Linked DNA regions of Homo sapiens: region 2 is linked to region 1. Evidence: chromatin contacts called from ENCODE Hi-C or POLR2A ChIA-PET data. All regions are on one chromosome and are shown on one strand. The core of a region is the stretch at or near the end of the contact, and the rest is flanking DNA. Distances in the headings are between cores, read along the strand shown.

The links. Hi-C counts contacts between places; a loop is a spot of excess contacts on that map. ChIA-PET counts read pairs that join two places held with the same protein, here RNA polymerase II (POLR2A). Pooled maps may share reads with other maps.
Region 2: a pooled map shows a loop between it and region 1 (4-fold over the local background). The contact joins two enhancer-like sites. A Hi-C loop is called at or near these places in 1 of 168 maps with a recorded cell type or tissue (gastrocnemius medialis) and 4 of 50 pooled maps. POLR2A ChIA-PET finds 5 or more read pairs at or near these places in 1 of 52 experiments (activated CD4-positive, alpha-beta T cell).

The regions. Positions count from the first base shown.
Region 1 is chr6:157,426,945-157,430,397 of GRCh38, reverse strand. All of the region lies in intron 1 of ZDHHC14 (zDHHC palmitoyltransferase 14), which reads right to left. Among named protein-coding and RNA genes, the nearest start is that of ZDHHC14, 47 kb to the right of the region's middle. Within about 2 kb of position 1,882, at least 4 of the 41 ENCODE cell types and tissues checked have a DNase peak (open chromatin) inside an H3K27ac peak, as active enhancers do.
Region 2 is chr6:157,548,747-157,552,199 of GRCh38, reverse strand. All of the region lies in intron 2 of ZDHHC14 (zDHHC palmitoyltransferase 14), which reads right to left. Among named protein-coding and RNA genes, the nearest start is that of MIR3692, 21 kb to the right of the region's middle. RefSeq lists a silencer at 1,837-2,037. Within about 2 kb of position 1,944, at least 6 of the 41 ENCODE cell types and tissues checked have a DNase peak (open chromatin) inside an H3K27ac peak, as active enhancers do.

The DNA.
Region 1 (3,453 bases), core at 633-3,132:
CTTTAGTCAAAAGAGATTCATTTTGGACTTCCTACCTCCAAAACTGTAATACAATAAATGTATGCTTTTTTTTTTTTTTTTTTTTTACACAGTCTTGCTTTGTCACCAGGATGGAGTACAGTGTCACACTGTCGGCTCACTGCAACCTCCACCTCCCAGGTTTGAGCAATTCTCCTGCCTCAGCCTCCCGAGTAGCTGGAACTACAGGTGCACACCACCACGCCCAGCTAATTTGTGTATTTTTTAGTAGAGACGGGGTTTCACCATGTTGGCCAGGATGGTCTCAATCTCTTGACCTCGTGATCTGCCTGCCTCGGCCTCCCAAAGTGATAAATGTGTGCTATTTTAAGCCATTAAATTTGTGGAAATTTGTTACAGCAGCAATAGCAAACACATCGTGTTATCCAATCAAGATCTCTTGAGTAGAGATTCCATTAACCCTGGCACTGCTCAGAGACAGCAATTTTCTTAGCCATTCTCCTTCCCTCCTGAAGATTCTCTATCATCCTGAACTCTGGCTTGCTGGTTTGGAGCTGGTTACCTCCATTGTCTCTTGCCATCATATGGGAGACTTCCTCAACTCCCTTTCCAGATCACTTAGGAGGAGGTTTTGAAAAGGGAGGAGAAGACAGATGGCTGCTGAGATCCTGGAATGATATTGAGAGATGAAATATGATTTCCAGGCCTGCTTTATCCAGCCCTTCAAGTCTGTAAAATCGGATCTCCCTCCTTCCTTCTTTATTTCTTTCCTCCTTGCTCTCCTTCCTTCTTTCCCCTCCTTCCTTCCCCTCCTTCTCTCCCTCCCTCCCTCCCTCCCTTCCTTCCTTCCTACCTTCCTTCTACAAACAGCTAGTGAGCCTCTAATATATGCTACATACAGCTAGAGGCAAAGGCATACAAAAATGAGTCAATCATCCTCAATACCCACCCAAGGAACTCATCAGTTAAAGACTTACCATCCATCTAGGGCAGTGATGTGCAAAGTTTTTGGACCATTAACCACAGCAATAAATTCATTTTTATATCACAGTCTACTAAACTGAAACAAAAGTTTCACAAAACAATACCAATGCTTATCAAAGGAGACGTACTCTATTTTCCATTCTACTCTGTTTCTATTCTATTCTCCATTCTGACCAGCAACCTAGTAAGTTGATTTCATGACCTAGTAATGGATTACACCTCTCAGTGGGAAAAATGCTGACCTAAAAGTCTCGACGCCCATGCCGAGATGATCACTGCACAGATCCATGGAGCCTGTCCCCCAGAAATGTTTTCAAAGAATTAGTGGATCCTAGGCCGTTCCCTTCCCCCACGCCCCCACCATCCATGCAGGGTGAGCTGACTCAGACTTGCAGGTTCCAGTCATTTCAATGATAAAATCACTCATCGCAAACACACTCACAAGCTCATCATCCCTTGAAGGGAAGGAATCAAAGGTGCTGAATGTGGAAAACCGTGACTCACTGTTCCTGTCAACCAGGTACATGGCTATAAATGTCACTCGAGTGAAATCATAGTAGAGGGCTCACAGTAACGAAGAAAGCACCAAGCACTGGCTGGGAGCTGAGACCTCTGACTGCTCAGAACAAACCAAAGAGATTAAACTTTATGTAAGGAGCAACAACCAGAACAGGTAACGACTAACAATGCACTGTAATTGACTCGATCAGACTTCCATTTTATACTGGGAAGGTTGCTAGTGAGCACATAAGCAATCTGGCCTGAGACCCCAGCCACCTGTGCTCGGGGGCTAGGGGCGGGGTGGGGCGGGCGGGGGGACTCGCTAAGCAGGAATGCGCCTCTCTCGGGTGCCCTTCCACAAGGCGTAACAGGCCACTAGTTTCAGAGGGCACCGCTATAAAAAGCAGCTGAAAAAGTCACAGTACCCTTTTATGTAAGATGACCTTGTTTGCCGGAGATTTTTTTTTTAATGGGAATTTTTACTCTCAATTACTTGTCATTCCACCTAATGACATATATTAAAGCTTATCTTTTCACAGGCTAATTTTAGACGAATACCAGTTCCCAGATCACTGGTTTAGAAAAACACTACCCTGCTTGGCAAATCCAGTCCACTTTCCTGAGAGGATTTCTATGGCAGAGGAGCTGGCAAGGTCGGGGCACCGGAGGGTGGGAGTGGGCAGGGTCTCTGTGGTGTGTGTGCAGCCCTTTATCTTCCTACTGTGTTGCTGCCACCCATGCAAACACCAAAATGACTGTGCCAGGGCTTAGGTCGTGTCAGCACACTGCCTTTGCGGCACTCTCCTCCCCTTCTCAACAGTTTTGCTGGCAGAAAATATTGAGGTTGAATAAGGTGCTGAAGATAGCACATATCGACAGCAGAACAGCCCTCCAGGAACCCGATATTCCTCTATTCACGATCCCTATTCCTCCTTCACATGGATAAGTGAACACAGCACATATCAATGACAGAACAGCCCTCCAGGAGCCCAATATTCCTCTAATCACAATAAAAGTTTTATTGTGATTTATTAGATTCATCCTTTATGCTGTTACTGAGAAAAGATGAAGACTAGAGCCCCACCATTCCATTGTCCTTGGGGGCCACAATGTCATGGAAAGGATCTTGATGAAAACCTGTTTCCACACTCCGATGGAAGGTGGTCAATCTCACAGTGTGTTTCTGACTCCCACTACTCCAGGAGGAACAGCCCTAGCGCATCTGCCATTTCTGAAAAGAAAATCCAAGCCACCTCCCATGCCGACATCTCAATACTCACGTTCCTCTGCCTGCGGGCCCCTCTGTTCTCCTCTCATATCTCTGCCAGCCTGGACCCCGTGATTTATCACATCAGTTTCCCTTTTGCCATTGCTGTTGACTTTCCAGCCTCCTGGTCCTGCATTTGCTCTGTTAAACTCCAACCCTGAGTGAACCCAGCCAACCATCCTCACCCCCACGCCAACCCATGCTGGTAGGCCCTGCTGGAGAAAGCAGAGTGGGAAGCAGATTCCCCAAAACATAAATGCCCTCCAGTCCTCGGGGCCCTGCATCCTGCGCATCTCTGTAGACACTTTCCCTTCCTATTTCACTGAGTGACATTTCCAAACGCTGAGACCCCAACCCTCACATCTCTGCCCACTTGCTGTATTATGTTTAAAATCAACCATCACACTGGCTTCTGAACACAGATAAACCAAGGGCATGAGGCGAGCCCTCCCACAGCTGCCCCTCCACCCGCCCTTCCTCCTTCCTCCTGTGCTCCCAGGCCCGATGCCCCTCCAGGTCTACGCCTGAGCCTTGTCCCTCCGCCCTGCACGCCCTCTTCCTTCCCTCTCTTCTCCCTGGGGCCCTTGCTCCCCTGCCACCCCAGCTCGCACCGTGCCTCTCCTCCTTTTCCTCTAGACCGATTCCTCACCTACCTTCTCCTCCAGACACTATCTTAAGTTCTCCTTCCCTTACAGCTGCCTTTTATAGAAAGGCCGTCTGCA
Region 2 (3,453 bases), core at 695-3,194, 120 kb before region 1:
ACTAATGATAGTAATATTCCAGTGAGTCATTGAAATATCTTATTTTGCAGTACCTACAGTTTGCTTGTTGAATTTACATGGGTGTGCACGGAGCTTTGCATTTTAAAATTAACAGAAGACGTCATTTCTTCTGTTTAAGCAGTGGAACCGTCGAAATAATCCTCTAAAGTATTTAGGTTCCCAGATTTTCACAACCAAGCAAAGGAGAAAGAGGGATTTATTTCTAGAATCATGGAATGATAACGCTGGAATGGCTCTTTGCACTCAGTGGGTCTATTTTACAGACACTGAAACTAAGGCCCCAAGAAGTCAACACACTTCTCAAAGTCATAGACTAAGTTCATATGGCTATTTTAAATATGTAATAATAAGGAATAAGACGCTATTTATCTCACAGGCACTGCAGGGAGGGAGGTGATTAAACAGAACGCTCAAAGTAGAGGAACTTGTAGCTAGCAAAACTCCTGAAAATACGACAGTCCTGGGAGTTGCAGTGGAGAGGAAGCAGAGGCTATGCTGTAGAGGAAGGTCACAGGAGGGACGTGGAAAGGCCCCAGGGCTGTGCTTCTCACATTCAGGTGACTCACCTGTGGTCTTGTTGCAATGCAGATTCTGATTTACCAGGTGAGTCAGGGCCCAAGAGTCTGCATTTCTAATAACTCCCAGGCGATGCTGACATTACTCTTCCATGGGCCTCAGTTTGAGTAGCAAAGATTTAGATATTCTGTTTCAGGAGCCAGGAAGTTAAAGGAGGGCTATATATACCTGGACTTGGAACCAGACCCCATGCCAGGGTCCCAGGCCTGTCACTGATTGGCTCTGTTGTCAGTGGGTGGAGTTACACCTGTCTCTGAGCCTCAGTTTACTCATCTGTAAACCAAAGGAGTTGTCCAGGGTGACCTCCATGACTGCTGAGGTCCCTTTAAGCTGGAATGTCCCATGACTCAGAGCCCTGCAGTGGCCAGCACCCCAGGAGGAAGGGAGGGGACACGGAAAGCTGTTGTGAGAGATGGACAGACCCACAAGTCATCACCTCTCTTGATGCCCTTGGCTGGGTAGGGGTGGGCCTGGAATTTTCACTAACATGCTCCAGACCACTCTCTCCATGCTTTGACTGTATTCTTGAACCATGCATGTGGTCCCAAGTTTTCCATCCTCTTCATGCCACTTGGTCCTTTACTCCCCACTACACCACAACCTCTGTGTTCCTTGCCCTCAGGATGACCTTCTCCTCACCCTGGTTATGCCATCATCCTTCCCCTTCCATGGCCCTGTATATAAGAACTGATTATAATCACAGTATATTCTGTGTTTTAGCAGAGCATGTCAACATTGCTGTACGCCATCATCGTGCCAGCTCAACACAAACTCTAAAGAAAGTGACATTGGTGCAGTAAGAGAAAGATAGACTTCCCCTTACCTGAAAGGAAGTGGTATCCTGGCTTTAGGGAGGAGTTCATCAATTCTACAGAGGAGATTTCACATCTTTACACAGGTACACAAACTACACAAAGAGGGACATTCAGGAGGGGAAACACTGTGGTCGCTAGAATCCCTATGTGACACCATGGTCTCTCTAGAGTGTCTGTGTGACACCATGTTCTCTCTAGAGTGTCTGTGTGACACCGTGTTCTCTCTAGAGTGTCTGTGTGACACTGTGGTCTCTCTGGAGTGCCTGTGTGACGCTGTGGTCTCTCTAGAGTGCCTGTGTGACGCTGTGGTCTCTCTAGAGTGCCTGTGTGATGCCGTGGTCTCTCTAGAGCGTGTGTGTGACACTGTGGTCTCTCTAGAATGCCTGTGTGACACTGCAGTCTCTCTAGAATGTCTGTGTGACACTGTGGTCTCTCTAGAATGCCTGTGTGACGCTGTGGTCTCTCTAGAATGCCTGTGTGACACTGTGGTCTCTCTAGCGTGTCTTGTGATGCTGTGGTCTCTCTAGAGTGTCTGTGTGATGCTGCGGTCGCTAGCTAGAATGACTATGTGATGCTGTGGTCTCTCTAGAATGCCTATGTGAACTTAGGAATTCACACTCCTAGGCTCAGTGCAGGCTGAGCACCAAAGTGTGATCTCATCAAGTGAAATAACCCCCTTCTCTCAATTTCTCTTCCTGTAAGGAGGAAAATGCCACTTTCCACCCACAAAGCTCTCTAGAGGACCAAGAAGACAATTCTGTGAAGGACGTCCACCAGGAGACAGGAGCTACAAGACAGCTTTCTGGAGCTGTCCTCCTAAGTCCCCATGCCAATCAGTGTATAGTAATGTCGCCAACTTCAAAATCACGGAAATATGTTTGCATCAGACAATGGCTTCAATTCCAACACATGGTACATTCCCACAAGTTTGGATTTCCATAGGAAGAATAAATAACACTGGCTTCCTTGAATGTCCTGGATGAAAACCACACATCCTTCCAAATCCTGTGGAAAAACATCTCTGGCTCCCTCCTTCCCTTAGAATCAGACCCTTCAAAATCTTGTGGTATTTCCCCAAATACCATAATTTTGAGTTGTGACATCTGGTTTCCAGTTCTCCCAGGCTGGGGTTTCTTGTTAAAGGGACATCGGAATCTCGACATCCCGAGCTGCCACCCTGACCTTGTGCAGGAGTCTCACTGCCCCACTTCCTGGCATCCATGCACTCTAGATGGTTCTGGCACTTCCCCCAGACAAGGAAGCTACATTTTTTTCTAGGATGTACCTTTTTAGAAGCCTTTGTCTCTTCCAGAAGGTATGTCCGGCACGATGGGACTCCCCCACTCTCCCTTGCCTCAAACATCACGGAACATCTAGACATCAGTGAGCGTCCCACTAGAAAAAGGCCCCTGAATCTTCAAGAAGCTCCAAGAGGGGAGTTAGATTGTCTGGAAATTCCCCGAAGTTCTTCCTGCTACACCCACTGGAGCCCAGGATTTGAGAACCAAGCCCGCCGGCCGCGGCATACTAGGCTCGGCTTTCTGTTTCGAAGCTCGAGGCTGTACCGGGGAGAGAGGATGTGGTCCATGGGAAGGGGAAGTGCCACTGCTCCAGGGAGCCAAGCATGGCTTCCTCAGGGCCTGGCTCCTCAGGCAGCAGGAGGTGGGCAGCACTGTGCAGCGGGTAAGAGCACACGCTGTGATATCAGATAGGCAGGTGTTGGACTCCCAGCTCTGGCCAAGTGACCTCTGGCAAACCCCTTTCCTCCCAAGCACTGGCATCCTCACAGGTATAACAGGATACAGATGGTGGGCAAATGCCGCGGCCACATCCTACACGGGGAGAGACGCTTCATCAACAACAGCCATGAACACTGTCTGGCCTGTTCATCAGGGCCCAGCAGACCCATCACACAGACACATGGTAAAAGCACGAGGAATATTTCATTTCATGGTCACAGGTAAGTGCTTAAGCTGGTAGTGAAGGAGGAAGCCCAAAGGCTACTGAGGCGGCATCACAGTGACGGTCAAGAACAGGCCAG